Regions from separate parts of the Mus musculus genome. Here region 2 is linked to region 1. Evidence: chromatin loops called from intact Hi-C (ENCODE). Cell type or tissue: left cerebral cortex. All regions are shown on one strand. Each heading gives the region's core, and the rest is flanking DNA. Links, peaks and the distances in the headings are about the cores only.

The links. A loop is a pair of places that touch in the nucleus more often than their neighbours do. Peaks named below come from ENCODE experiments on the same cell type or tissue, not always from the same donor. Only the 100,000 strongest peaks of a DNase experiment are listed, where the experiment ranks them.
Region 2: it touches region 1 in a loop (2.5-fold over the local background); 2 of 42 quality-filtered maps call a loop at or near these places.

What each region holds. Positions count from the first base shown.
Region 1 is chrX:101,632,390-101,648,412 of GRCm38, forward strand. It overlaps Ogt (O-linked N-acetylglucosamine (GlcNAc) transferase (UDP-N-acetylglucosamine:polypeptide-N-acetylglucosaminyl transferase)), which reads left to right and starts at 7,662. Exons shown (of 22, transcript NM_139144.4): 1 at 7,662-7,933; 2 at 10,587-10,767; 3 at 11,558-11,801. The coding sequence starts at 7,897. In left cerebral cortex, for the core only: no CTCF peak of the experiment used is centred there; DNase peaks (open chromatin) are centred at 4,172, 4,594, 7,230, 7,617 and 5 more places; H3K4me3 peaks cover 4,315 bases; H3K27ac peaks cover 3,168 bases.
Region 2 is chrX:101,572,113-101,588,135 of GRCm38, forward strand. It overlaps Taf1 (TATA-box binding protein associated factor 1), which reads left to right. Exons shown (of 39, transcript NM_001290729.1): 29 at 3,273-3,340; 30 at 4,469-4,591; 31 at 6,088-6,180; 32 at 6,260-6,344. Among named protein-coding and RNA genes, the nearest start is that of Taf1, 47 kb to the left of the region's middle. In left cerebral cortex, for the core only: no CTCF peak of the experiment used is centred there; DNase peaks (open chromatin) are centred at 8,843 and 11,901.

The DNA of each region.
Region 1 (16,023 bases), core at 3,952-11,951:
AAATCACCAGAGATTAACCTCAAGAGACATATAATCAACTCCTTTTTCTCCTAGCAGAGGTGTGGAAAGTGTAAATATTAGAGAACTAAAATTCACAGTTGTTTTTAAAGTTAGAATTCAAGTTTGGCTATTCAATCTTAATTTTCTAAGTGGATTAATTTCCAGCCACAACATCAAAGAGGCAGCATTGTCAGATGTACAATTAAAGCCTTCTAACAGACATTCAACAAAGAACAGAGAGTAGGGTTCTGGTTGAAAATATCTTTTGTTGCCAGTAAATAGGACCACCTGAGTGTGTTTCAGACTCGTCACTTAAGGGCTATCCAAATTAATTGCTAGGAATACTAAATCGCGTTTGGAAAAATCAGCAATGTCCATACAGCATCTGCTCGTCCTCACACTGAGGGTGGCTGGACATTCAAGCAGATCCCAGAGTGCTGGGCTATGGTGGTTTCTTTTGTTATTGTTTCTTTGTTTTGTTTTGTTTTTAAATTATTTTTTTTAATCTGGTTTCATGGAAGCCAGCCTCTTAGCAGTCTTTTGTGTTGAGATTTGGGAGTGAGGAGGTGGGAGGGATTGGACAGGGAGGAGGACTGAAAGAAGTATCTCAGAGTTTTTTTTTTTTTTTTTCTATCTGAAAAGGAAACATTTTCCTTTGAAGCTGTGCAAGTAGAACCATTTCTGGGCAAGGCCTCCAGAAGTGCTAAATTGCAAGGCTGGGCTTTAGAAAATAACAACTGATTGTCCTCCTGATGATTGATTCAGAGAAAAAAGATGACCTCAAATTACTAAATTAAAAAAATATATAGGGGGCTGGAGAGATGGCTCAGCAGTTAAGAGCACTGACTGCTCTTCCAGAGGTCCTGAGTTCAATTCCCAGCAACCACATGGTGGCTCACAACCATCTGTAATAGGATCTGACACCCTCTTCTGGTGCGTCTGAAGACAGCTGCAGTGTACTTAGATACATAAAATAAACAAATAAATCTTTAAAAAATATAGGAACTATTTTAAAATTTTTATCTATATATTTATTTACATCTAAAAATGTTATGTGTAGGTGAGTGTGCATGTGCCTGCAGGTGTTCATGAAGGCTGGAGGAGTTGGATCCCATGGAGCTGGAGCTACACAGATGGTTGTGAGCCAGCTGATGTGGGTGCTGGGAATTGAGTTCCGGTCTCCCGGAAAAGCAGTACAAGTTCTTAACCCCTGAGCCATCTCCTTGATGCCACCCTTACCACCACCACCACCCCTTTCGAAACACTCTCATTGCGTAGCCCAGGATTACCTGACACTTGCTATATAGACCAGGTTTCCCCCTTGAACTCTCAGAGCCTGCTTTTGCCCTCTGTGTGTAGGGACTAAAGGCATGCACCACAGCTCAGGCTAGCCTGGAATCCCCCTCCATCATTGTCTCGGCCTGTAGAGTGGCTGGGCTGTAGGCACAGTCTTCTGAACCCCTAGGTAAAGTTTCTTGGGGGGCAATTCATGTTGTTGTTCTGTGATGGGCTCATTTGTTTCAGTTTAACGCAGAAAAGGCAACATTAGCTCCTTTGTTGGCATACATTTAAAATAATATCGTTTGAGATGACATCTTACCAGGGCTGGCCTGTAACTCACTAGAAGGCCCGGCTGGCCTTGAACTTGCAATTCTGGCTGCTTCTCTGTCCTTTACTGCTGGAATCATTGATCCTTCTTATACTGGCAAGATTTAAAAATGTAGAGCTACTTTAAAAAATGCACAAAACATAGATGAAAATGAAAGTACAGAGAAGTTCAACTTCTCAAAGTGGGTTATTTATTTTTGAGACTGAATCTGTGTAGCCCAGGCTGGCTTCCAACACTCTTCATAGCTGAAGGCCCTGAAGGCCTTGACCTCCTGATCCTCCTGCCTCTGTCTCCTAAGTACTGAGATTACAAGTAAGTACTAACATTCTCTGTTTATTTTTAAATTTAATGTAGTTAATGAATTAATTAATATTTGGTCTTTCAAGACAGGTTTCCTCTGTCTAGCTCTGGCTGTCCTGGAACTCACTCAGTAAACCAGGCTGGCCTTGAACTCAGAGATCCACCTGCCTCTGCCTCCTGAGTGCTGGCATCAAAAGTGTGTGTCACCACTGCCCAGCTATGCTCTGTTTATTAAAAACACTCAGGAGGTAGAGGCAGGAAGATCTTTGAGTTCAAGGCCAGCCTGATTGATATTCAGAGCTAGTTCTAGGATAGCCAGGACTACACAGAAAAACCCTGTCTCAACAAACAAACAACCAACCCCTCCCCCCCAAAACAAAAACAAACAATAGCTTGGCATGGTGGCACAAGTCTTTAATCTCAGTACTGGGAAGATCTCTGAGTTTGAGGCAAATCAGGGCTACACAGCAAGGACTACATAGAGAAATCCTGTCTCAAAATATATAAATAAATATGGCTACTTAAAAGAGACAATGTTGGCCAGATAGTGGTGGCACATGCCTTTAATCCCAGCACTTGGGAGGCAGAAGCAGGCAGGTTTCTGAGTTCGAGGCCAGCCTGGTCTACAGAATGAGTTCCAGTTCCAGGATAGCCATAGCTATACAGAGAAACCCTGTCTCGAAAAACGAGAGAGAGAGAGAGAGAGAGAGAGAGAGAGAGAGAGAGAGAGGAAAGAGAGAATTTTTGTTGTTGTTATTTCTTTTTTTTATTGGATATTTTCTTTATTTACACTTCAAATGTTATCCCCTTTCGTAGTTTCCCCGAGAGGATGTTTTCTTTTCGCACAGAGTTTATATATATATATCCAATTTGGAATAAAGTTTACTTTTTTTTTTACATTTCATTTTTTATTAGATATTTTTTCAGTTACATTTCAAATGCTATCCCCAAAGCCCCCTATACCCTTCCCCAATCCTGCTCCCCTACCCACCCACTCTCTCTTCCCGGCCCTGGCATTCCCCTGTACTGGGGCATATGATCTTCGCAAGACCAAGGGCCAAAAGAGACAATATTTATTTAGTTTAAAATTTTTATTCAACTTCTGGCTGGATACCCATGAAATGTGCTTTCAACAAATTAAAAAAAATCATGGTAGAGGAGCAGAGGACTAGGAGAACTAAAGGAGAATATAGTGATCTGTATCATTTGTTCTGCACATTCCAGAAGGATAGTCTACACTTCTAATATTGTAAGACTTTCCTTCTTAAAGAGCCAAAACAGCTGCCTGGGTATGATGGCACATACCTTTATTCCCAGCACTTGGGAGACAGAGGGAGTTGGAGTTCCAGGCTAGCCTGGTCTACAGAGTGATTTCCAGGACAGTCAGGGCTACACAGAGAGAACAGGTCTCAGGAAAAATAAAAAAGAGCCAAAAACATCAAAGCAATGTGTCCCTCAATACATTGATTAAAATTTCACATCTATAACTGAAATAGTTACAGCAGCAAAAGCTTTCTAGAGCACTGAAAGTTTGTTACCTCGGCTTCAATCTCTTTTTCTTAACCACGAAGTGAAGGGTGCAGAGTTTTCACCCATAATCTTTCAGCAGTGCTAGAAAGTCCTTCACTTTGTTCGGTAAGGTAGATTTGGAAATAAGTCTATTAGGGTATGTGGACATTATGCAAATAGCACATGAATGGTGATATTGCATTGGTCAATCTAACAGGGGAAATTGTACATTCAAACAAAGTAGGTCTTGAATAACAAAAAGCTCTATTTCTAGAGCCCCTTGTTGAATGTTCAATTAGATCAACCAATTGTCTTTCTACATCTGGTTGTTCATGACAGCCAAATCTGCCTTTTGAGTGTTCCAGTCTACTGGGAAGTGCTTACCATGGACAAGAAAAACAAAAAAAACAAAAAACAAAACAAAAACAAAAACAAAAACAAAAAACAATGCTTATTAGAGCCACCCAGAAAGAACAACAACAAAAGATCTAGCACCTGAGCTATTGTCTGTCTTCCAGTGTGATTTGTCCCCACTCCTATCCTTTTCTTTGCAAGTTTCTTTCAGCCCCTTGGAAGGCTTCTCAGTATCATGTGATCACCCTTCTCCACTAAAATCACAGGAAGAGGCAGAGTCAGGATCAAAACCAAAAGGCTAGGATCTACTTTCAGGCATAGATTCTGGGCTGGAGAGCCCTCAGAGCCTCTTTGGATTTGCTTATTCTGCATTGGAGGTAGTGGGAGGTAGATTAGTGGGATAGCATGACTCACTTCAGGGCTCTGCAAGAAAAGTCTTGTTGGTGCAAATAAGTATACCATGATCCTCTTTTTGAGGGAAGAGTTACTCCCACTTGAGAAGAATCAGGAAGATAACTGAGCGGACAATAGCCTCTTATCCATAAACACAGAAAATAGTACCACAGGCTCATAGCCATAAGGAGAAGACTCAGTCTCTTATTTTGAGATCCAGAGCTCCTTAGTGGATTTATTTAGTTCTCTCCCCTGCTCCCCCCTCCCGCGCTCCCCCCCCCCCTTTGTAAACAGTTTCAGGCTGTAGACTGTGAACATCTTTTTTTGGACAACATTACGTGGTAGACTGGGATTGGAAGGACAAATCAAGGTTTTGACTTCTCACTTTTTGTTTTGTTCTCTTTTTGAAGAGGATCCCACATTGTAGCGCAGCCTAATCTGGAACTCATTTACGTAGCCCTGGGTGGAGCCAGGAGGATCACCTCAACGTCCCAAGTGCTGAAATTCCAGGCCCTAAGGACCAAGATCAGGTTCAGCTTTCCTTTCATTTTGATGTGCCTTATCATAGAGGTTATAGATCAAGAAAGCAAGTGATGATTAAAGAGGGAGGGGGACCTAACTGGCCTTTGAGTCCTGATATCTTTATTTTTCTCAAATCTTTAAAGCCTACTGGCGCCAGAGAGGAAAAGTACTCCCCCTGGGCTGAGCTCCAGAGGGTGCCTTCCTAGGCCTCTCTCGGCTTTTGTTTTGCAGAGCAGTTTCCCAATGTATCTCTAAGGCTTTAGACATTACAGCTGTGTTGGTTTTTCCTCCCTGTTTTCACTGTTGTTTTTCCAGCTGGCTACTGTTTTCAGCCCAGCAGCCACCAAGTAAGAAATTCTCAGTTCCCAAGTTCACTGGCTATGTTGGTTATACGACCACAAACCAGTTTGGTTTTCTTTAATCTTATTCCAAGTTGAAAAAGAAAAAAAAAAAATGGGGGAGGCCAGTGAGGTGGCTCAGGAGGCAAAGGAGCTTGTTGTTCGAGCCTTCAGTCCCCAAATGTGGAGAGAATCCTACAAAGTTTTCCTTTGACTTCCACACGCATACCGTCGCATTCACACTGTGGCACACTCCCCACCCCCCATAACAATAATAAATACACTACAATATTTTTGGAAGTTTTTTTCTTCCTTTCTGGGAGGATTTCAAGACCAGTTTTCTTTCTTGTGACTGGGTACCGAATCCAAGGGGCTCTCTCCACGCATCTAGAGAGCCTGCGGTGCAGTGTCAATGCATTCTGTTCAGCTTCATTTATCTTTTGGGACAATCTTCCAGTGACTGCAGCTGGGTGCACATCTCCAGCGCTTGCTCATGGCATTGCTTCAAAAAGGATGCTTTAAATGAACAGACTCCAGGGGGATGCTACAGGATAGATAGGAAACTGTTGCACGGTAAATGGTGTTAGAGTAGTGGAGTTTGGAATTAGAATGGAAGCAGTTGATGTATTTTACAAAGGACTACAAATTTCAAATTGCTGCATAAAAAAGGAAAAGAGAAAAAGAGTAACTAGAAGAAAAAAAATGAAAGGAGCACAGAAGCACCCCACTCCCCGCATTGCCCAGTACCAGCCTCTGTCTTCAGACCCCCTCTAGTCTGAGGTTCCCTTTCCAGACAATAGATCAAATGGGCTTCATTAAAATAACCCTCGGTATTCTTATTAAGCAGCATTTTGGGTCTACCTAAGCATATTGGAACTCCTTGAGGGCAAAGAGTTTGTCTTTTTCATTTTATGTTTGCCACAGTGCCTCGGATATAGAGATTTTAGTAAATGTTAATTTGTTGGCTGAAGAAGTTAGGCTTGACTGGTAAATCCCTGGAACCAAACCTCCAAGATCCTATTATTGGAGGCTCCTGGACCAATTCCTTGAAGGAGTTTTCCTTCCTGAGCTACATGAGCCTCACAATCCAATTTTTTCATAGCAGCGTGAGACTCCTTTCAGATGAGGGAACCCCAGATCAGTTTTCTATGAGTCAAATAGCTGTCCGACTGGGAGCATGACCTGACATTTAACGACTTTTTACTTAATTAACTATCACGCACTAATCAAGAAGGCCTAAACATCTGCTAGTAGAATCTGAGTTGCCTTTCTTAATGAGGAAAAGCTGAGTTCTTTCAACAAAGGTGGATCACTTGGTGGGTTTGGGGCTTGCCAGGTGTATCAAATGAAAAGATAAGGCCAATCAATATCCAGGAGAGTTTGAATGGCAAGCTTTCTTTTTTACTACATGTTGTGGTTCTGTGGGGCAGAAGAAATGAACAATATTATCAACTTTTTCTGCACTCATAATCCAAAGTTCATAGGTTGTTTGGCAATCTCAAGAAACTGAAACAGCCTTTGAGGATTTGTTTTTTATTTCACCAAGGAGCTAGACAGCAAACATTTTTACACAAGCTCACTAATTTTTCCTAGATCAAAGAGTTTTGAAACGGAAAGACTCTAAGAGAGCTAACTGTAGTCCCCAGTGGCTTGTAATAATCACTTAGTGACGTGTCTTAAAACTGTCAAGGAACAAGGCAGGAAATATAAATTAATAACAATGTGACAAAAATGTCCAAACACTGGGCTTGAAACCGTAAGAGGATCCAAAGAGCTGTTTTGTCAAAGGAAGGCAATTGGAAATTCATTGTAGTTGTGTGGTTTAGGAAGAAGGCAAAGGAACACAGTTTGCTTTGTTGAATTGCCTTAAGCTCCAAGGCATTTGCAGTCCTTAATGATTCTGACGAAACAAGGTCACAATTCAGGATCAGGAATTTTGAGGAAAAAGGCATCCTCTTTAACATTTCTGTGGTTGCTTTTGACATGCAAACTCCTAGCATTTACCCTGTTACCATCCCGAATCTCACAAACGATTTTGAATTTTAGGGTTATATGGTTCAAATCGAACACATTTGGGTTCACTCAGCTCAGGGAGACTGTCCGTTTTTCTCATCAAAGTACTTAAATTCATGGGTGGAGTCTGAATCAAAAAGCATTCAAATCGAACCGGCTCCCCCATTGTTTTGAACAGCCCCGTCTCTGAAACGCAAATATTCGCGTTTACTTGCTTAGAACTAACACGTTGGTCGTGTAAACTACCCTTTTCTGTTGAATGGAGTTAATTAAACTTTTCTAGACGCTCTGACATTCTAACATCGACATCACTGACCAGGTAGTAGACTCGTACTTTAGCGCTTGCCAAAAAAAAAAAAAAAAAAAAAAAAAAAAAAAGTAATCGACGGGCGTTTTTTGCCCTTCCGCCTTGCTCTTAAAAACTTGCTGGCTCTTGCCCCATAGGGAGCCCTTAACCCGGAGTTGCCTAGACAGGGTTGTCGCATGCGCTCTCTACAGTCATGTTTGTCGCAATGGACCTTGGGCGGAAGGTTACGTAAGAGCAAATGACTTTGATTACAGTCACTTGGTCGGTAGTCTTGTTACGCGCTACCTCCGCGGGGTACTTGATTATAACAGAAAGTAGTTCCGGCTTGTGTTGTTTCGGTCGAGGAGCCCTCGCCGCCATTTCAAGACAGTGAGAGGTAGATGTCTACCAAGAGTTCCTAAGATTCGAGTTCAGTATTCTGTGCCGCCCCCTGAGCCCTTCAAAACACTGATACGGCTGCTGCCTTTTTTCTGCTACTTCTAGAACCATTCTTGTCAGTAGTGGCGGCAGTAGAAGTCAATTACCCCTTGTTCTATCTCAAGAAGCTCCAGATGGCGTCTTCCGTGGGCAACGTGGCCGACAGTACAGGTACTAGTGTCCCATTCTACTCTGGCAGACGTCCCTTTGGGGTCTGGCGCCGTCTTGTATCTTTCATTACTTCCCTCTGACCATCCCCATTACATCAGTGGCATTACTGAGCTCTCGAGTTCTACTGCTATCTGATCGGGTTTGGTGCTGCCGTCCGTTCGTAAACATTCTCTAGTTGCTTGCTTGCATTTTGCTTGCTTTGGGGGCTTTTTCGTTGTTGCTTTATCCCATCAGTGTTGTAGCCTTCTCTCTCGGGACGAATCTATAGCACACGTGCGCGCTTAGTGTGTCTTGGAATGGGCTGCATTGGAATCTCTGCAATTTCTGTCTCCCGTCGCAACTGTTTTCTCCCTCAATTTCAGCCCGTCGCTCCCTCCCGTGCGCTTCCACCTCCTCCCCAAAGCCCCTTTCCCTTAGCCACATTTGGTCCTCCTTTGCCAGGCTAGGGCGGGGATGCTATTTCGGTGTAATCCTAGCCTCACTTTGCATCAGGCATGACTAGCGAAGGCTCCTCGGTGTGCTTCCAAGTAGCACCAAGAAGAGCTACTTGAGCCCGCACCCCGCCGGGGCAGCGCCTTGTGTTCTTGGGTTGAGCGGCCCCGATTTAGGTTGGAAATTTCCAGGGGTTCTCTTAGCCATCACCCAATTGCACCCGCTGCCCCAGTACGGAGTTTCCTACCCTGGTCAGCCCTCCCTGCTTGTTGCAACCACACCCTTCCTCTGCGAACGTGCCAGCCCGACAGTCGTTTCTTATCCTCAGGGAAGAAACCACCTCGGTGTGTTGCTTGGCGGCGACCACCCTGCCCGCCCTCCTAATTCTCTTTCTTTGTGTTACTTTCTCTATGTATTCCTCCGCCATGGCCTCTGGGTTTTCATCCCCATTCTTTAGCCCAGTATCTCTTTATCCATAGGGTGTGCATTATTATTTCTTTTTTAAGTTTCCATCCTTGCTTGAAGAGTTTGTAAAGCAACTGGAGTGTAGCTGCACAAGTGCAAAGCGGTTGCCTCTTTTCAACGATGCATCTCCAAGCCTTTGCTACAGAAAATAAGAAAACAACCAAATTGTAGGAGTGTCCTTCAACTGCCTTTCCAGATTGAGGCTGTTTGGGGCGGGAGGGGATGGGGAACCAGGCTGCAGCTCTAAGGTTCCCGAGAGGTTATTGTTTCTCAGTGTCTAGGTTTTAGTTGACGATTTTGAATATTGTGAGATAAATAGATGACTCTAAAATAGTATCTCATCCTTAATAGATGGGAATGGGATCAAGATTTCCACCTTTCTGTTTCCCCATCATGATTTTCAAAAATGTAAGATTCTGTCGTAGGTTTTTGTAAGAACTTGCTCTTTTCTGACTGTTAACTTTATTTGAAGAAATGGTCATTTCCAGTATTAAAAGAGCAGATATGTGACTTTGGAAAGTGATAGGTAATGTGCTAAATTTAGGAGCTAGAAAGTGCTACGTTCTTGTCTAACATGTAATTTTCTAGTTGATCTTCTAGCTCCAACCTCAGATTTGGACACAAATATTTTTGGTCTTTGTTTTTGTGGTTAGCTGTGCAGAAATTGCTCTGGTATGGGAAAGCCTGGCTCAAATTTGAGCTTGTCCCCATGACCTTGGTTAAAATTAAGTACCAGGTCTGTGGTTTCCCATTCTAATCTCTAGAGTGTTATCCTTGAATTCCTAATAATGAATTATTGTGGAGATAAATGTTTACAGCCGAGCCTTAGGCGAGCACCTGGATTTTGGCTTTTATTATGTTAACTAAATCAAGTCCTTCAGAACAAAAGCATTTTTTGTTATTTATTATATTTTATCCCGTGTTTTATATTATTGCAGCATTTAAAAGCTTTTCCAATTGTAGATTGTTGCCTGGTTATTGAATAGGGTTGTTTTTAATGTCTTAGTACTTCTGTGAGAGCCATGAACACAGCAGAAAATGTAAGGCAGCGTGGGTGGGATTTAGCTAATTTGGGCTCCTGAGTCCTCTCCAGAAGAGGAACAACGTTTGGGTTTTTTGTTTAAAATGTTTGGCGAACCCATTATGAAATGCTTTAGCCCTTGACTGCTAAGTCATCTTGTTTATCAGCTGCTTGCTTTAAAAGTAACTCTTTGGCTTTCAGCCGGTTTCTTTAGGCTGGCTCTTTTTAAAAAAGAAAGCTGTAAAACTCACAAACATCAATATAAAGAGTTAAAGAGACACCTGGTGTCCCCACCCACACCGAGAGAGTTAGAATACACTCCACCTTGAAATGTGAGATGAAGTATTGTTAAGCGATAGGTTATTCTGACAATAAATCCTTGTAACTTCTGCAGATTTCATGTTTAATGTTTTGTGTCAGTATACTAAGTTTAGTGATTTTAGTGAATCTTCCTATGATTTGTAAGAAAAAGTACAAAATGTAAGAAAGGAATCTTTTCTGGAAGTCAATATTACTATGGGGTTTAGAAAAGGAAGCATTAACAATGGGCAGATTTGAAAGAGATCAATTCTGTAGACTGGGTTTTAAATAAAATGCAGAACACTCTGGTGCTTTACATAGTTTCAAGCATTTTCATCTTTAAGTTTAATTTACCATATTTTTACATTTTTTGGTTTGCATTTCTAACTTTTGTTTTCCCCCCTCCTTCCCTCAAATGTTTTGATGATTCTCCAGAACCAACGAAACGTATGCTTTCCTTCCAAGGGTTAGCTGAGTTGGCACATCGAGAATATCAGGCAGGAGATTTTGAGGCAGCTGAGAGACACTGCATGCAGCTCTGGAGACAAGAGCCTGACAATACTGGTGTTCTTTTATTACTTTCATCTATACACTTCCAGTGTCGAAGGCTGGACAGGTAGGAGATGCCGGGGTAACCTGCCTCTTGGTGCTGAGCTTAAAAATGCTAATTAAATATCTGAACTTCAGAGTTTTCCAGTGCTGGGTTTCATCTGAGCCACCAACGCAACATGTGCGCTCTTGTTCACTTTTGACATGCCTGGTTGCTAGTTTTCCCCCGTTTTGCGGGGGTGAACATATCATCAGTATGACTAGGGTCTTTTCCCCCAGATTTTGTCACTTGAGGATATTCTTTTCAGGTAATTATTCTTAGTGTACATCTGAGCATCCAGACCTGTCAGCTTGAGGGACTCTGGTAGGAGGGGCATATGTAGCTCAGATTGGAAATACCCTTATTAAATTGTTGTTGCTTTTAGCTAATTAATTGAATTAATGAAAAGAGAAGAATTTGTGCTATGGATATCTTAGTAAATTATCATTTTGGCACATTTAACATGAAGATGTGTGTTTTTAAATCTTTTTTTTTTCTGAAACAGGGTTGTGTCTTTAAATCTTGCCAACAAATGGAAAATGAGACTCATATGCTTTTTATTTTTAATCTTAATGATGTTATACAATGTGGCAGTTTGGTAGTAGATTTTAATAAGAATTTTCATACATAAGAACCAGCTTTCTTATATGAAATGTGGATACTGTAACCTTAGGAAAGTTTTAGTTTTCAAACTTTTTTCTGCTGTTTGCTAGTTAAAGGATAATGTTCCATAGCACAAGATTTTCCATTGCATATGAGCCATGCCTCCTTTTCTCTGACATGCATATCCATGCATCAACACTTTTTATTTTTCCAGATCTGCTCATTTTAGCACCTTGGCAATTAAACAGAATCCCCTTCTAGCAGAAGCCTATTCGAATTTGGGAAATGTGTACAAGGAAAGAGGGCAGTTGCAGGAAGCAATCGAGCATTATCGACATGCCTTGCGGCTGAAGCCTGATTTCATTGATGGTTATATTAACCTGGCAGCAGCCTTGGTAGCAGCAGGTGACATGGAAGGAGCAGTACAAGCCTATGTCTCTGCTCTTCAGTACAATCCTGTAAGTAAACGTTTATTAGTTGCTTTCCTTTCACAGCACTCCAGAAAACAAACAAGCATCGTTTGATACTTCAGATAATAGGGGTTTTTTTCATGAAAGTCAAGAGTTGAGAGAGATGTTTATATACTTGAAATGATGAAATAGCTTTGACTTAGTCTGCATGACATCAAAAAAAAATCGATTCTATTTAGGAAGTTAAAAAGCATAAAAATGCCGGGCGGTGGTGGCGCATGCCTTTAATCCCAGCACTTGGGAGGCAGAGGCAAGCGGATTTCTGAGTTCAAGGCCAGCCTGGTCTACAAAGTGAGTTCCAGGACAGCCAAGGCTACACAGAGAAACCCTGTCTCGAAAAAACAAAACAAAACAAAAGCATAAAAATTATCCTTACCAAAAAGTCTGACCAGTTATTTCTAATGCTAATTAAAACTTAACACACGTGATTTTTTTTTTTTTTTAAAGATTTATTTATTATTTTATGTAAGTACACTGTAGCTGTCTTCAGACACACCAGAAGAGGGAGTCAGATCTTGTTATGGATGGTTGTGAGCCACCATGTGGTTGCTGGGATTTGAACTCTGGACCTTTGGAAGAGCAGTCAGGTGCTCCTACCCACTGAGCCATCTCACCAGCCCGTGATTTTTTTTTTAAGATTTATTTTATATCTAAGGACACTGTAGCTGTCTTCAGACACACCAGAAGAGGGCGTCAGGTCTTATTACAGATGGTTGTGAGCCACCATGTGGTTTCTGGGATTTGAACTCAGGACCTTCAGAAGAACAGTCGGTGTTCTTACCCGCCGAGCCATCTATCTCTCCAGCCCCATACGTGATGGGTTTGTGTGTGTGTGCTGTTTTAATGAACTTGGATAAATTCTGATGGGTATTTATAGCAGTTAGTTGATTTTTAGGAATGATGGATAAAAGGTCTTAATCTGTAATATAAAATTTTTTAAAGGTGCTAGAATATTAGTAACTACAAAACGTTCTGAATACCTCCCCTCAGTATAGTCACAAGTAATAGAATTAAGACAATTACAGATCTAGACCAGACTTTGAATTAGCTCTTCAATTTTTTTAAAGTCTAAGTTACATGTGTTTTCGTGGAGAACAAGTATTAGAGTCTGTGAAAGATCAAAATATAGTGTGTAAAACAAAACAAAACAAAAGAAAAATTTAAAAAGCTACAGGATGTAAAAATTGCCCTGGAAACTGTTGATGGTAATGAAGGGAAGGTGGCTGTAAGCTTTTAAGAGGTAAGTAGTAGGGGTGGGGGATGGGTCTTGGCATGCACTTGAGTTAAGTTGACATTGAGCATGGAATCACCCTCGAAGTGCTTAATGATTAACTGCCATTATTGAAAGTCTTCTACAAGCTCAGACACTGCTGCTTCAGATAAATGTCCTCTGAGTCTTTACCATGATCCTTTGGTGAGGATGGCATTATTTCTAGTTTTGCCAATATAAAATCCCCAGTAGGCTTTGGGTTATGTAAGGTTTTTGAGATCACATAGCTAGCTAGCAATGGAGAAGTGGATGTTGAAACTTGAAGTTGAATTATCAAAGCAAATGTTGACATGAATGAAAAATGAAAGCTAAAAAGGGCCTTCTTTGCCCCAAAGCAGCCATTGAGCACAGCCTGGAAACCATTAGACATATAAGCCTGCCTCTTGACTCTAATTTTATAGTTTAGGAAACTGAAGCTTATTTTAGTAGTTTGCCAAAACTCTGTGATCATTTTTCATCTTAATAACTTTTTAGTAATCATTTTGAAAGTTAATTTTGAAAATTAAATTCTATTGTTTTATTTCAAAAAAGAAGATTAAAAAATCACTGTGGAATGCTATTTTAACTTTCTAGATGTTCTGTATAGAGCTTGAGTCAGGGCAAGCACTCATTTGAGTGGCTACCTTTAGTTCAGCTAAATGGCGCTTTTTTTTTATTTGTGAGTTCATTATAATAAACACTTTTTATTCATTGCTTTTTGATCTAGTGAGAAATTGCATAGACTTGGAGATAATTAGAGCAATTTCTCGTGTGTTCTTTCAGAGATATTCAGTGTATATTTGAACTTAGAATGTATTTGTAATTAGTTTTAGGCAGCTAACCTTGAATGTGTTGCCTGTGGGGTTTGGACTTAATTCTTCCTAAGGCACAAGCCTTTCTCTTGTGTGCCCAGTTGTCACAGGATAGTACATTCTTTTCCTTTAGTAATCAGGTTTTTTTGTTTGTTTGTTTTTTGAGACACGGTTTCTCTGTGTAGCCCTGGCTGTCCTGGAACTCACTCTGTAGACCAGGCTGGCCTCAATCTCAAGAGATCTGCCTGCCTCTGCCCCCCAAGTGCTGGGATCAAAGGCATGTGCCACCACGCCCAGCTTCACGGTTTTGTTTTTCCTTTACCTCTTGACTTTGTAAACTTCAGCTTGACTTCTCTTGTATAGTTGTAATCTTGGTTAAGTTAACTCTGTTAATTTATTTTGAGAGGGGATCTTTCAAATAGGTCTCTGTTAGTCAGGTTGGCCTCCAACTCACCAAGTAGCTGAGGGTGACCTTGAACAAGGTAGCTCTCCCGGCCCTCTTCCCCAGGGCTGAGATTATCGAGCGTCACACCCAGTTTATGTGGTACTGTAGATAGAACCCAGGACTTTGTTGCACAGTAGATAAGAACTTTTCCACCAGAGCTAGATCCCTAGGGCCCTGGCTCAGGTTTTTCGTTGCCTGTCTGTGTGGTAGAGCAGTTAACTTTGTTGACAATATAACACAGGATTATATTGAGAAGGGAAAATTAAAGTGAGAGAGGAAGCCGTACTACTTTGTAAATATATGCTATGTATAGTTTATGTTATTAAATATCTGACCTATTAATGAAACAGTGTACAGAGAGGTGCTTCTTTATTTCGCTGTTCTTCACAATAATAATGAAGGTGGGGTTCCGTGAACTCTCTGGATCTCACCGAAATGCACCACAGTGGTTGTGTTTAAAGTTTTCACATATCTAATCCTAACTAGATGAAACTTCGTATCAAGTGCCCGTTACCAGCTCAGTGCTGCCTGGGTTTTGAGTGTTTCTTACAGTGTGTTCTTTGTGCTTTATGCATTGATACTCTGGTATGGGCTGGAATCGGTGGTGCTGTTTACAGTCTGAAAATTAAAGAAACTCAGGTTATTTTGGTTCTGTAGAAGTGAAAAATTAAAGCGTCAGGCTCATTTTACTGGTTTTCAGCAGTGCTTCTTTTGTAAGTTTATAGATGAACCAAGGTAAAAGCTAGTTTGTGACTTGATTATAGAAGTTAGAGCTGTTTCATTTTTTTTTTCATATTTGGAACTGCCTTCTGTAATGCTTTATGGCTTAATAGATTTGCTGAAACTTTAGCTTGTCATATTTTAAGGTGCTGTTTCTTCTGGTGTTCTCTTAGAATTGCCCGTACTTGGCAATTCCTTTACAAATTATGCATACATTTCTTTGTGTGATAGCTGTGAGCCTGAATTGCTGTTGCTAAGCTGTTGAGAAGCTGTTTCTGCTTTGATGGTAGACACACTGTGCTGAGAGCCGCTGCCATCCCACTGTGTAGTAGTATCCTGTTGGTTTTTTTTGTTGCCAGAGTCCTAGCTAGCTAATGGTGAGGAAACCTTTCATTGCTACTTGTCTCCACTCTGCTTTTTGTTAAGGTTGTTTGGCTAGGGTCACATTGGAATATTCCAGTGCCGATTGTTGTGTCCGAAGCTTGGGGAGAGATTGGAGAATGTGTTCTGGAGGGGTTATCATGTGAGACAGACCTGACCCATGAAGGAGAAAAAGGATGAAAACTCCTTGGGTGATTATTGTTGGAGAGTATTAATCAGAAGGTTCCCTTGAGAGGCTGCTAAGAACCTAAGCATTCTGTAGGATGGTAAACAGTAAGTAGACTCACCAGGCTCAAGTGCCGAGTCAAGTAACGAGGAGTGAGTGTAGTAGAGCAGAGTCGATTGGAAGATCTCAAAAAGAATAGAGGCTGTGGAGTTTGTTTTTTGCTTTTTGTTTTTTTTTTTCGAGACAGGGTTTCTCTGTGTAGCCCTGGCTGTCCTGGAACTCACTCTGTAGACCAGGCTGGCCTCGAACTCAGAAATCCACCTGCCTCTACCTCCCAAGTGCTGGGGTTAAAGGCGTGTGCCACCGCTGCCCGGCACAGCTGTGGAGTTTGAGTTTAATTTGAGAGGCAGTTGAGAAGCACTGTAGGTTCTTACTGG
Region 2 (16,023 bases), core at 4,429-12,428, 60 kb before region 1:
GAGTTGTAACACCATAGCTAGCTTATTTTCTTTTATGGATAACTTTTAGATATTAAGTTAGTAAATATTTTGGATTTTTTCACTTTAAAACTAACATAAACAGTTGTGAACATTTATGTTTAAACTTTTGTGTAAGACATTTGCTTTCATTTCTCTTTGGTATATGCATAGGAGAGGAATTGCTGAGTTTATAGGGTAGCTTTGACCAGCATCTTGAAAACCTATTATTTTCCCAGTTTCTAGAGTAGCTGTATCACTTTGTAGTTCTACCAGAAATGTAACATGTATTTCATCCTCATTCTGTCTTCTCCTCATCCTCACCAACGCCTGTTAGTCTTTCTATCGTAGTCATCCTAGTTCGTTTCAAGTGGCACATCATGTGTATTTACGTCTCCTTAATGACAGTGAGAGTCTGCATGTACTTAGGATATTACCCACCTTTTCCTTCTTGATGCTCTCTTCTCTCCTTTCCAGGAGTATTTTATATAGCATTTTTTACTTTTATGTGTATGTGTTTGGGTGTATGTACGTGATTGCAAGTAGAGACCGGAGGCTTTGGATCACCCTGAAACTAGAGTTATAAGTGAGCTACCTGATGTAGATACTGGGAATTGGACTGCAAGAGCAGTACACACTTCACCGAGCCGTCTCTCTGGCTCTTATTCTTTTCTTACTACTTCAGCTCCTATATGTCCACTGATGCCCCTATCTTTTGTCTCCATCAATTCAAGGCTTCATAGCTTTGTTTCCAGGTATTTGCTAGACATGACAGTTCTTGTCCTACTAGCAATTCATTATCTGATTGCCTATGTAGATAAATAGTTTTGCTGGCTGCCTAGTTATACAACCTAGAAATTTTAGTCACAATTGATACCATACACCTTTTCTCACACTCATAGCAAAGTCCTCTAAACTATACTATCTGCATTTTTTAACTTGTCCCTTTCCTTTTTGTTACCCTTGCTACTTGGTTAATTGGAGCCCTTGCTATCTCTTGTTTAACCTCTTGCAACAGTTTTCAAATAGTGTTTTTGCTTTAATTCTTCCTATTGTTGAAGTTCACATCCTATATATATATGTGTGTGTATCAAAACTAATTGTGGCCCTGATGAAATGCACTGCAGCATGTTTATATGAATTTGATTAATTACTTCTGTGTCTTTGTTCCTTCTCTCTGGAATGTCTTTCCTATTGTATGCCTGTTGAACTTCTATTCTTTAATGACTAACTAAATGTTAGAACAAGCCTTCCCTACTGCCCCCCAAAGCAGAATTTTTGCTTTCTTTTTTAATATACTAAAGATTGAGCCCAGAACCTCCAGCATGCTAGGCAACTACTCTACCTTTTAGCTATAGGCCAGCCTCCCTTTTAGTTTTTATTTTGGAATGAGGCCTTGCTAAGTTGCACAGGCTAGCCTTGAACTTTTCTTGTAGTCCAGCTTGAATTTAAACTTGCAACCTATGTCTCAGCGTCCTGAGTAGCTAAAATTACCAGCCTGTATCACCAGTCTTGGTTTCCAGTTATCAGATTAGATATACAGGGAAATAGAATATGGTTCATATGCAATCAGTGTATTTCATTTATGCTGATAGGCTTTTTAAAAAAACTTTTATAGAAACTAAGACGAATAAACTTTAGTGTACCTACTCATTGAATTTAACAATCTGTCAGTTTGTGGTGAGTCTTATTTATTATAGATTTTTCTTACTATATCATTTCAGTTATAGATATCTGATAGGATTACACTGTCCTGCAGTGATTTCTTTTCAAGTAATTTTCTTTGACTAATCCAAGATCTTTCTATAATGGAACTATTAATTGTCCTTATATTCCCATCATTGACCTTGTCTTAGACAAGGTATAAAACATTTGAATGAATAATCAAAAGCTGAAATAAATATTAGGGCTGAGGCTCAGGCCCTAGGGGTCACTAACAAGAATTAGATGGAGGAAAATAATCTAGTAAATGATACTGAAAAGAAGTGGCCAGATATTCGAATTAGAGCTGGGTGCTGGTGGGTCAGGCTTTAATCCCAGCACTTGGGAGGAATTTGAGATTAGTCTGGTCTACATAGTAAGTTCCAGGACAACCAAGGCTGCTCAGAGAAACCCTGTTTTATAAAAACAAAAAGAAAAGAAGAAAAAGAAATCCTAGTTAGATAAAAATGTTTTGGGGGTTTCTTTTTAAGTTTGAGATGGTTTCATTATATAGTTTAGGCTACCCTGGATCTCCTAGTCCTATGGTTGAAGCATCTCAAGTGCTGTGATTGATAGGTATGTGTCCCAACTCCCAGCTCAAAATGTTTTAACTGTTCCAAAGATGAGCTTAAATGAAGCAGCTATAAGAAGAGGATGTACAAGAGTGGTCGCTTAGTTCAAGAATTTTCTGAAGCTCTTGGTGAGGATTTCTGGGAAACTGAAATAATAGTCTTTATGCTGAAAATCTGTTTACTAAGCAGAAAAAAAAAAGATGTTCATTGGTCTCTGTTTTGGTTTTTTTTGGGGGGGGTGGTTTTTTTCAAGACGGGGTTTCTTTGTGTAGCCCTGGCTGTCCTGGAACTCACTCTGTAGACCAGGCTGACCTCAAACTCAGAAATCCTCCTGCCTCTGCCTCCCGAGTGCTGGGATTAAAGGCGTCACCACCACGCCCGGCGTTTGTTGGTCTCTCTACCATTCTTAACCACATTGTTCTCCATCCGCAGAATAATTTTCAGCATGTTGAAAGCAGCAATAAAGCTGGATCATGCCTTTACTCCCAGTACTAGGGAGACAGAGAGAGGCAAGTGAATCTCTTAAGTTTTGAGACTAGCCTTGCTACATAGATAGTTCCTGGCTAGCCAGAGCTACATAATGAGACCCTGTCTCAAAAAACAAACAAACAAAAAAAGCAGCTGTAATCCAAGAGAATATGGTCACAAATAAAGAACAGTTAAAAAAATTCATTCATATTGACTACCCATTGCTATATTAGGCACTGAAAAATGGAGTAAAGACTGGTAGTGTCTTTACCTTGTGCACCTACCTGTAATCCCAAGGAGGTGAAGGTGGAAGGATCTGAAGTTGAAGGTCATTCTCAGCTACATAGTGAGTTCAAGACCAGCCTGGGATAAATGAGACTTTGTCTTAGAAACATAAAAAAGAAAAAGACTGCTATATCTACCTCAGTTACTAAGCTGGTGCCTGGGACCTTTTAGGTTCTTTAGTAAATGTATGAAGTGTTGGAAACATGTGGCAACTTTGCTTTATAATGTCTATTTCTTATTCCTCTGTAGGACCAAAGCACTCACTGACTCAGATTTCTCAATCCATGCTGGATCTCTGCGATGAAAAACTCAAAGAGGTAAGAATGAAAGATAAGACAAAGTAGTGGGCATAGTGACACTCACCTAGAATCCTAGCACTTGGGAGTTGGAGACAGGAGGATCAGGATCGTAACATCATACTCAGCTACATATTGAGTTCAGGAAGAGCCTAAGCTAAGGCTTTGACTCAAGACTCAAAATAAATAAGGTTTTTAAAAAATAAATGCTGTGTGGTATATGAAGGTGAAGAATAGTGGAGTTTAGGAACTAGTGTATTTAACAGAAGGAACAGTACCCAAGGGAATGACAAATATTGATGTATTTGAGGGGTAGGGATTTAGAAATTATATAGCACTGTCTTCTATAGACTGGAAAGCCAAATCCAAAGAAGAAAATCCCTTGCTCTGTAATCATGCAGGATATAAAATCCAGAACCTAGTAACTCTAGAAAGAATGATGGAAAATGGCTTCCCAGGAGATCTCCTGTAGCTTACATTGCAGCTCGCTGCCATCCCAGCAAAACAATGAGATACTGACTGCCTTATCTAGCTCAGGCTGGCTTAGAACTCGCTGTGTCTTGAGAGCTGGCTTTAAGAATTAAGGATTCAGACAGTGAGAACACAGAGGATAAGTCAATGAGAACATAAGAGATTTTTGTAGTACACAGACTGAAGTGAATTTGTTTAATTAAGTTTCCTTAAAAGAGTCACTAATCAGGCTGTGGTTATATATTAATGTCAAGTCAACCTGGGTTGCATAGGATACATACCCTGTTAGAAAAACCATTAACTAGTGGTAATGTAGTTCTGTATTCTTGGCATTCATTTTATGTAAAAAAGACAATGTTATAAAAGCCAAATTTGCCAAAAATGTTGTAGCTAAACTGGTGATGTCTTGACCTTTCTATTCTTGGTATTATATAAGCATGGGATGTAGAATATGGGATTTGCTGACATGTTCCTTCGTGATCCTTTAGCCAAAGTATCATTTATCTAGGTTGACCTGAAACCGGATAGTAGATAATTTAGATAATTTAGTAGATAAACTTTTGGGGACTAAAGCCATAGACAGCTAGCTAGACTTTAAATTATCTTTAGTTTTCTGTGAATATCATACTTCATGAAAACTGCTTTCTTTTTTTTTTTTTTTTTTTTGCTTTATTTCAGAAAGAGGATAAGTTGGCACGTTTAGAGAAAGCTATCAACCCCTTGCTTGACGATGATGATCAAGTAGCCTTTTCTTTTATTCTGGATAACATTGTCACTCAGAAAATGATGGCAGTTCCAGATGTAAGTAATTTTCATGCCAAATATTGAGAGGATGGAAAGAAGTGCATAGAGTAAGCATGTGTATATTAAGAGATTAAGATAAATGGGGCGATGGATATCCATAGGAACTGGGATGTAATTTAAATTATCAACCTTTTGCTATGTGAATTTATTATTGTGTAAAAGTAAAGATGCCAAGTGTCTTTGAATATTAAGAGATTTGGTTTTGTTTTGTTTGTTTTTGAGACAGGGTTTCTCTGTATAGCCCTGGCTGTCCTGGAACTCATTCTGTAGACCAGGTGGCCTCGAACTCGGAAGAACTCAGAAATCTACCTGCCTCTGCCTCCCAACTACTGGGATTAAAGGCATGTACCACCACTGCCCGGCTATATTCTTACTTCCTAATGTCAGTATTGAGTATTTCTACACTCTTGAATAGCCTGGGAGAGCAAAGCTGTCAACTAATAGTAGATTCTTGATTTAGAAATGCTCATCTACAAATAACACTTTCAACATTTTTATTGCATTTATTTATTTGTGCATGTTGTGGGGGGAAGCATAAATCATGTTTTGTGTGTGGTCAAAACAACTTGGTATAGGCTGGAGAGATGGCCCAGCAGTTACGAGCACTAACTGCTCTTCCAGAGGTTCTGAGTTCAAATCCCAGCAACCACATGGTGGCCCACAACCATCTGTAATGGGCATCTGATGCTGTCTTCTGCAGTGTCTGAAGATAGCAAAATAAATAAATCTTAAAAAAACAAAAAACAACAACTTGGTAGAGTGTAGTGGTACAACCTTTCATCCCAGCACTTGAGAGGCAAAAAGCAAGTGGACCTCTGAATTTAAGGCAAGCCAGGGCTACACAGTAGGACCCTGTCTTTTTTTTTTTTTAAACCCCTTGCAGAATTGTTAGGCTTCCCTTCTAACCTGTGGGTTCCAGGAATTAAATTCCGGTCAGTGGGCTTGTTGGTAATCACCTCTACCCACTTAGCCATCTAGCCTGTTCACAAAAAAAAAAAACAAAAAACAAAAAAACCCCACAACAATTACTCAATGTTGTTGTCCCTTTTTTGTTTAATTGTTCTTTTTTTTTCAACATTTTATGGTAAGGCTATCATTTATCATACTAGTTCTGTGGACCATTTTATATATTGGTCCCCCCAGAAATTCTGAATTAAATTTTCTGTTGCATATAGTCATAATGATCTATGTCTACAGTATTAAAATTTTTTCAAGATAGAACTGTGGAATAAGCAATTTTATTCTAGTTTGCAAAACTTAGTCTTTAACACAGAAATAAGATTTTAGTTGTAAGTTTAGAGGAGGGATTCTCACTTTATCTGGATGTAAGAATCCTTAGTGAGATCCTGAAATTATAATTTTGCGTGCAGATTCATATTTTTGTGGAACGAGTCTATACTTTTCATCAGAAATATTTATAACTCAATGAAAATTGGACCTCTTTGTTATAAGTAATGGTTTTCACTTGACTTCCTGTGCTTTCTTTTTACTAGTCTTGGCCATTTCATCACCCAGTTAATAAGAAATTTGTTCCAGATTATTACAAAGTGATTGTCAGTCCAATGGATTTGGAGACTATACGTAAGGTGAGTGATTTTTTTTTTATGATCAGTGGCTTTTTATAATATTTTTGTATGTGTAGCTGAGTGCCTGTTTTTATCATAGAATATCTCCAAGCACAAATACCAGAGTCGAGAGAGCTTTCTAGACGACGTAAACCTGATTCTGGCCAACAGTGTTAAGTACAATGGTGGGTATTTATGTTTTTTCCTCTATCATGAGTTTTATGTATCCAACATTAATTTACATTACTAAAATTTTAAGGCTTAAGCAGGTTTGAGCAGTGATAGCTAAATCAAGTAACTTAGTTTACTTTTTTAAAATTTTGTTTCTACATTTATGTATTTGTGCTATCCTTGTGTGCTTTTGGAGGTTAGGGGACAACTCAGAGAATTGGTTCTCTGTTTCCACCATGTGGGTTCGAACCTAGATTGTCAGGTTCAGGGCTGAACCATTTAATCTGCTCAGTTTTTAAAGTAGGTATATATTTTAGTGTGTGTTCTGTAAGGATCACTATTAAAGAATCATGGAAATCAGTCTATCCTTTCTTTTGAAATCGTGTAAAGCATAGGAAAATGAGGCATTAATGAAAATCAAATGGATGTTCCCTGTCCTTTGAGTCATCACTGTGTTTCTATAAGCTTTGAAAAGCTATATCCCAAAGTTCTATGGAGCTGAGGCTGAAGTGTGTAGCTGGCTATATAGACCATGGCAAACTTTGCTGTATGTAATTTTGCTCAGCACCTGAACCAATGGAATAATGTGTGCTAAACACTTTGCTAGCTGCTTTAACTTCTGATAATAAGGATGGTCTCTGTGTTCAAGTACTTTATACTTCAGTTGATATAAACAAAACACATCTTGACAAGGGCTATAAATAGAAAGGTATACAAAAGGCGTTACTGGAAAAACAATACTCTAATCTGAGGGCTAGGAAAAACTTCATAAATTAGTAAAAGTTAAAGATTTTTTGTTTTTGAGACATGGTCTCATGTATTATAGGCTGACCTTGAACCTGCTCTACACATGAGTTCATCTTCCTGCTCTCACCTCTCATGTTTGTGGGGCACCAAGCATGGCTAAGACATTTATTTATTTTATTTATTTATTTATTTATTTATTTATTTTTAAATTTTTGAGACAAGAATCTCACTCTGTAGCCCTGCCTGGCCTGGAACTCACTATGTAGACCTCATAGAGACTGGCCTGTCTTCTGCCACCACACTCAATCCAAAAAATTATTATAATTTAAAAACGTTTTAAATGGCCAGGTGTGTGGAAGACAGAAGAAGATGGGTCTCTGTGAATTCGAGGCCAGCCTGGTCTATATAGTGAGTCCAGAACAGCCAGGGCTCAGTTAAACAGAGAAATCCTGTCTTGAAACAAACCAACAAAAAAAACCCTGTAATATTTATATTTTAATTATGTGTCGGTGTGCATGTGAGGAGGCCAGAAGGGAGCATGAGATCCCCTAGAGCTGGAGTTAGAAGTGAATGTGAGGTGCCTGACATGGATGCTGGAAACTGAAGTCAGGTCTTTCAAGAGCAGCAAATGTTCTTAACCATTTGAGTCATCTTTCTAGCCTCAGGAATTTGTTTTTTAACTGAGTCTTAAGGGATGCTCACTATCATGGTTAATTTCTGAGCATCTTCTATGCTGAACAATAGTGAAGAGGAAAAGGATGATGAAGTTCCAGATAGCCAAATAGATGGAAAAGTACAAGTAAGTTTGGCTTGAGTATAGGGTGATGGCTAGGTTTGACTATAAAAAACAAGGGGAGGGGCTGGTGAGATGGCTCAGTGGGTAAGAGCACCCGACTGCTCTTCCGAAGGTCAGAAGTTCAAATCCCAGCAACCACATGGTGGCTCACAACCATCCGTAATGAGATCTGACTCCCTCTTCTGGTGTGTCTAAAGACAGCTACAGTGTACTTACATATAATAAATAAATAAATCTTTAAAAAAAAAAAAAAACAAGGGGAATATAACTGACGTTCAAAGGCCAAGTAAGTCACACTAAACCAGTGGAGAGGAGAGGGATAGAGTTTTAGTAAATACCATTTGGGAAGTTATCAAATAATAAAGTGGAGGGGAATGAGATTTGGAGACTAGTAAAGAAACTCTTAACAGTTCCCATGTTGAAAAACAAAACTTAATAGCCTGGACAGTTAAGAAGCAGCAGCAAAAAAGGCCTGGCATGGTTACACATGCCTTTAACCCTAGCACTCAGGAGACAATGGCAGGCAGTGAGTTCAAGGATAGCCTAGTTGGTCTACATGGTAAGTCCTAGGATAGCCAGGGCTCCAAAGAGAGACTCTGTTTCACAAAAACCAAAACGATATGGGCAATGGTGGTACATGCCTTTGATCCCAGCACTGGGGAGGCAGAAGCAGATAAACCTCTGTGAGTTTGAGGACAGCCAGGGCTACACAGAAGATATTGTCTCGAATAACAGAGAGAGAGAGAGAGAGAGAGAGAGAGAGAGAGAGAGAGAGAGAGAGAGAGAGAGAGAGAGAGATATTATATAGATAGTAAGAAAGCAAAATTGATACTTCATAATTGGACCATGACTGATACCTTTATAAAATGCTCTGTGTGTTTGTGTTTTAAGTGGGACATTACAGTTGGACTATACAAGGAAAGCCTTGTGGGCCAAGTGTGGTGACTCACACTGTTAATTCTAGCACTCAGGAAGCAAAGACAATTAGATCACAAGTCTTTTTGAGTTCTACATAGAGTTCTAGGCCAGCCAGAATTACATAGTGAGACCCTATCTCAAAAGCAAACTTCAAAGAGACAATGTTAGAGATTGTCTAGGATATGTCTCAATAGAATGGAGATATAAACTATTTAACATGAAGTTTTGCACTGACTTTTGTTTTAGGGCTTTTTTTTTTTTTGAGATGCAGCCGGGTGTTGGTGGCACACGCCTTTTATCCCAGCACTCCGGAGGCAGAGGCAGGTGGATTTCTGAGTTCGAGGCCAGCCTGGTCTACAAAGTGAGTTCCAGGTCAGCCAGGGCTACACAGAGAAACCCTGTCTTGAAAAAAACAAAAACAAAACAAAAAAACCCATCCCATTATCCAGTTTTCATTTCATTTTAACTCCTTCATATATGCCACATTATATACAAGACTATTTCCATAGAATTTAAAATTTTCATTCTGCTTTAATGATAGCCATGTTTCTTTGAATATGCAGTATTTCTCCATCTTTTCATTTCCCATTCATGTTTCAAAAAGAGCTTTTTGATTTTGCTTTTGAGATAGTCTTGCTATGTTGCTCAGGCTAACCTCAAATTGGTCATCTTCCTCAAGTTCCTCAGTGCTAGGATTGTACAGTTTTATGCCTCTGTATCCAGCTTTTTACTCCAATATAGCTTCTACTGTGCCAAGTATATCCTAAGTGAACAAGATCACATAATTCCCCTTGATAATAGGCCATTTATAGTCCTTATCTTAATCTTACTCCAAGAGTTAGTCACTTCTTTGAAACTGTACTGTGATGACAGATGTCTTCCCTTTTAAACCTTTTCATGCCTTTTTAGTCTCCTTGCTGAATATTCTTACTCATATATTTCAACTACCATCTCTTTCTTGATGACAGTATTCTAGACAAAGATTTATGCCTCCAACCACCTGCTTAAAATTGTTCTTTTTAAAAAATCATGACTACATGTCTGTGTAACATGTGCATGCAGTATCTACAAAGGCCAGAGAGGACATCAGATTCTCTGGGCTAGAGAGAGAGGTGGGGAGGAAGGAAGGGAGGAAAGAGATCATGTGGATGCTGGTCCTCTGCAAGAGCATCCAGTGTTCTTAACTATTGAGCCACCTCTCGGGCCTTATAAAATAAATATTAGAAAGAAAGGCCAATGGGCCAAAGGGCACAGCGCCTGGAAAGTGAGGTGGTGCTGTAGAATGACAAGGAAGAAGTCCATCTCAAGTATAAGAAAGCTGCTAAAATCAGGTCTAGGGAGTTGGGTTTCGAAGTGTTTCATTACTTATTGAATAAAGGCTCAATGAGCATTCCTTGTCACTCTTTATCAGTGGTTCCTTAAATACACTTTTGTAGTACTGTATGCGTTATTGAAATTTGAAGTTTGGGCTGGGCATAATTTTGGATGGCAGCATAACTTTAATCCCAACACACTATAAGCAGAGGTAGGCAGATCTCTGAGAGTTTGAGGCCAGCATGATGGTGTGTTCCAGGCCAGACCAGCTAGAGTTACATAGTGAATTCTATCTCATTGTATAGCCCTGGCTAGCCTGGAGTAGCCTATGTAGCTACCCTATGTAGCCACTATACCTATTTTAGTGTTTAAGGGGCTGGTGAGATGGTTAAGAGCACTGAGGAGCTCTTGAGTTCCAGGCCAGCAAGGGCTATATGTAGGACCTTGTCTCCAACAATAAAAACAAACCTAGGTCATAATAGCCTCTTTTTTTAAAAAAAAAAATGCCATTTTGTTTGTTGAAGACAGGGTCTCACTTTGTAGTCTTGGCTGGCCTTAAACTCATGAAGACCTACATGCTTCTGCCTCCTGCATGCTGTAATTAAAAGCATATGCTACTACATTCAGCTTAATCAATTGAAGAAATGATTATGTAGACAGGTGAGCCTCTGCTTCCTAAGTGTTGGTATTGTTTTCTTCATGTATGAGTGTGATACTTATAGGAGAGGGTTATCTCTAGTATGGTAGAAATAGCATTAAGGGAACTGTAAGCCTAGGAGTGATAGCAAAGCTGTTTACTTAGTGAACAGGTAGTTGTCTTTGTAATTTTACAGCTATCTGGCAGTAATAATGCTTGTTTGCTTCTTGTTACATCACTGCAAATACAGGAAAAAAGAATTGTTCTAACTGGGCGTGGTGGCCCACACCTTTAATCCCAGCACTCGGGAGGCAGAGGCAGGCAGATTTCTGAGTTTGAGGCCAGCCTGGTCTACAAAGTGAGTTCCAGGACAGCCAGAACTATACAGAGAAACCCTGTCTCGAAAAACAAAACAACAAAAAAAAAGACTTTTTTTAAATCTTAAATAACATTCTGTTTTCCTAAAGCAGTCATTAAATTTCTACTATTTAAGAACATGATTCGGGCTGGTGAGATGGCTCAGTGGGTAAGAGCACCCGACTGCTCTTCCGAAGGTCCAGAGTTCAAATCCCAGCAACCACATGGTGGCTCACAACCATCTGTAACGAGATCTGATTCCCTCTTCTGGAGTGTCTGAAGACAGCTACAATGTACTTACATATAATAAATAAATAAATCTTTAAAAAAAAAAAAAAAAAAAAAAGAACATGATTCTCTAAGCTCTGCAAATCCTTATTTAATTGGGTAAACTCTGAGTAAATACATTTTTTTTCAGTAAGACAGTTTCGGTCCCTCTGGCCATGATTTAATAAAAAAGTGAAATATACTCACAGGTTTTCTTTCTTCTTCTTTTTCTTTTTCTTTTTCTTTTCCTCCTCCTCTTCCTCTCTCTCTCTTCCTTCTCCTCCTTCTTCTTCTACTTTTTCTTTTCTTCTTCTTCTTTGCTAGTAAGTAACTTAATCTGTTGGGTAGAATGATAATTTATATTAATTTACCTTTCCTGGTAATTATGGCACCATTCTGGAAACAACTAGTGTGTTTGTGTGTGTTTCCTTGTAAGGTCTAGGAAACTGGAATTCTATTTCTGTTTAATTCTCCCTCCCAGCAGCCTCAACACTTTGTTCCCAGAGAGGCCCCATTACCTTTGTATGTCTATCTTTTTTTCCCTACAGCTCGTCAGCATACTTTTAGTAAGTTCCTAGTGTATTTTTAGGTTTATGGAGGTGGATGTAGACCTTGGGATAATTTTATTCTACCCAGAAAAAAGATACATACAGAATTTTGTTCAGGATGTTTGTGAATCTCTTTGCTTCATTACTTCTTCATTCAAGAATTGCTGCTAAGATAACAGTAAGAAAAATGTCTGGGTATGTGTATATACTTAACAGTGGTTTACCCAACTCTAGCATATTTCATTATAAAGACTTAAATGCTAATTTTCTTACATAGTAACAAAATGGAATTAAATATCTGGAAACAAACTTGTGAACATAGGTTGTCTAAAACCAGCAGCAGTTACAGATAGCCTGTGATAAAAACATAAGCAAGGGATAGCATTTGTAATTTTCTTTTTATATTCTAGAGGCATTATTTATTAGTGAATATTTCTTTAGAGGTATTGCTTTCAAAGGAAGTAGGAAGAGATGTTTTCAAAATGATTTCCAGAGAGAAACACTACAAACGTGTAAAACTAATTGCCTTCATATTAAAATTGGCATGTTAAGAATTTGATCTGTGTTTATATGTTCAAACTGAAAAACACTAAAGGCTGAATTTCTAGTCCATGTCCTTGTAGGCATAAGAGCCAGTATACAGAAACTGGTGTTATATTAGTTCATTTTAAGGAGGTCTGTAGCCTCTCTGTAGCTTTGATTTGTCTGTATCATTACATAACCACCACATGAAGCTTGTTCATCTGCTTATGTACAGACACAGGCTAGAAGGGATTTGATATCCTTTTCTCTCATTCTCTGCATCTTCCTTTGAGGCAGGTTCTCCTCCTGAACCTGCAACCTGGTCTTGCTAGGCATGACGCCAGCAAGCCCCAGCAGTACTCCTGTGTCTGTTCTGCTCAAATCTGGGGAATGCTCAGAGTATTATGCATATACTGGGATCTGACTCTAGTCTTCATGATTGCAGAGTAAGTGCTCTTAAGCACTGAGCCAGCATTCTGGATCTACAATAAATTTTGATTAAGTCAGAGTCTCACTGGGTGGCGGTGGTGTACACCTAGAGGTAGGGGCAGGTGGTTCTCTGAGTTCAAGGCCAAACTGTTCTGTAGAGTGAGTTCCAGGAAAGCCAGGGCTATACAGGGAAACCCTGTCTTGGGGAACAGGGGCAAGTGTCTTGCTTTATAGGCTGGGCAAGAACTTGTAATTATCCTGCCTCAATCTCCCAAAGTGCTGAAATTACAGGCTTAAGCCACCATGCATGGCTTGCCTGAGAACCTTTGCATGTAGTCTCCTTTCTGTCAATATTTTGAATATCAAACTACTGATTGATTAGAACTAGGAGATAAAAAAACAAAGACAAAAAAAAACAAAACAAAAAAACAAGGTAGGCATAGCGGTACATGCACTTGGGAGGAAGAGGCAGGTGGGCTTCTGAGTTTGAGGCCTGGTCTTTAGAGCAAGTTCCAGGAGCCAGGCTACAGAGAAATCCTGTCTTTAAAAACACAAACAAACAAAAACCAAAACTAGGAGATCAAAAATCCAGAAACAAGCTATAGCTGTACTTTGTATATGTTGGGGGTGAGGCTAGGTGAGACAGTATCTTGGTGTTACAAGTTGTACTGGCCTCCTGCCTTAGCCTCTGTAGTACTTAGATAAAAGGTCAGTGCCACTACACTGTTCTTAATCATGTATGTCCTTAATATTTTAGTGATTGGCTTAAGCTCTCTTTTTGGTTTATTTGTGCCTGGCATAAGGATACATCCTCATCATCCGTTTTGTTTTTTGAGACAGTGTTTCTCTGTGTAGCCCTAGCTTGTCCTAGAACTTGCTCTGAGACTGTGGCCTCAAACCCACACAGATATGCCTGCCTGTCTCCCAAGTTCTGGGATTAAAGGCGTATGCCACCACTGCTCAGTGAATTTTATTTTATTTTATTTTGCATATTTTGTGTGTGGGGGGGTAGTAAAGATAGAACCTAGAGCTTTGCACATGCCAGGAAAGTACTCTACCATCAAAATATATTCCCAACACTGTCTGATTTTTTTCTAAAGTTTTAAAAACTGTTTTTATTCATGTTTCTGGTATGTATATGAGAGAGAGAGAGAGAGAGAGAGAGAGAGAGAGAGAGAGAGAGAGAGAGAAGAGAAAATGAATATGGGTACCCTTAGGGGCCAAAAGAGGACATTGGATCTCCTAAAACAAGTGACTATGAGCCACCTGATGTGGGCACTTAGATCAGAACTGGGGTTCTCCGTAAGAGCAGAAAGCATTCTTAACTACTGAGCTATCTCTAACCTTTAGATTTTGGATATAAGATAGAAGGTCTCTAACTGTTACATGCCAGCCTCAAATTTAACTATAGTCCAGGTTAGCCTGGAGTTGATGATCTGCTGCTTTATCCTCCCCAGCGCTGAGATGAAGGCGCTATCATGTGTGGCTCCATTTCACATATTTTAGAATAGATTATGTATGCTTAGGGGATGTTTTACTTGAAAATGACTCATCTTTTAGCTTATTTTATTTGTATGAATGTTTTGTGCTGTATATGTCTCTATATCACATGCTATGCCTGGTTCCCAAGGAGGTCAGAGAGGGTGTCGGATCTTCTGGAACTGGAGTTAAAGATGGTTGTGGACCACCATGTGAGTGTTGGAAAATGCCTAGGAATCCTCTACAAGAACAAATGCTCTTACCTGTTGAGCCCTCTCCCCAGCCCCTGAAAAGGCCTTTGTTATCCGTGTAATGGCTTATAATAATTATAGTAGTTATGGCTAGAAAGCTTTACAGGTATGTATGGTATACTTTTTGTGGTGCTAGAGACTAAACCCAGGGCCTTGTGTGTGATAGGTAAACTATCCTACTAAGCTCTATCTCTAGTCTTCCTCCCCCAAAATGGTATACTTTTATTATTATATCATGGTAAGCAATAGGTAAATTTCTTTTTTCTTTTTTTTTTTTTTTTTTTTTTTTTTTGGTTTTTCGAGACAGGGTTTCTCTGTATAGCCCTGGCTGTCCTGGAACTCACTCTGTAGACCAGGCTGGCCTTGAACTCAGAAATCCGCCTGCCTCTGCCTCCCGAGTGCTGGGATTAAAGGCGTGCCCTACCACGCCCGGCTAATAGGTAAATTTCATGGATTACATCTGTGAAAGCTTTTCTTATTGTCTGGGAATATATTTCAGAGAACTTTTCTAGAATAAAGAAAGACCTGGGATCAATACCCAGCACCACATAAACTGGGCGTGGTAGCACACGCCTGTAATCTCAGCACTCAGGAGGCAGAGGCAGGCAGATGTCTATAAATTCCAAGGCCAACCTGGACTATATACAGAGACCCTGTCTCAAAATAATAAATGAAAGATAAAAAGTGGAGCTGTAATCTGATGAATTTTAAGTCCATTAGTCTACTTATGAACATGTTTTGTAATAAAATTCCTCAGAGCTATAACCTATGAAAATTGCTTGGCAAAAACAAACAAACAAAAAGTGGAGCTGCTATTTCTAGAACATTTGTACTTATAAAAATGGAAATCCAGCCGGGCATGGTGGCGCACACCTTTAATCCCAGCACTCGGGAGGCAGAGGCAGGCGGATTTCTGAGTTCGAGGCCAGCCTGGTCTACAGAGTGAGTTCCAGGACAGCCAGGGCTATACAGAGAAACCCTGTCTCGAAAAACCAAAAAAAAAAAAAAAAAAAAAAAAATGGAAATCCAGCCGGGCGTGGTGGCACACGCCTTTAATCCCAGCACTTGGGAGGCAGAGGCAGGTGGATTTCTGAGTTTGAGGCCAGCCTGGTCTACAAAGTAAGTTCCAGGACAGCCAGGGCTATACAGAGAAACCCTGTCTCGAAAAAACAAAACAAAACAAAACAAACAAACAAACAAAAAAAAGCAAATGGAAATCAGCAGTGGTTAAATAGGAGTCAGGAAAGAGCAAATTGGGGTGTTTGTGTGGCTAGTAGCAACTCTATTTTAATAGACCAGTATATACTCTCTCTTGCCATTTTTTATTTTTATTTTTGTTTTTGTTTTTGTTTTTTTAGACATGGTCTCACCGTGTAGCTTTAGATTGCCTGAAACATACTATATCTCTTTCTCCCTCTGCCTCCTAAA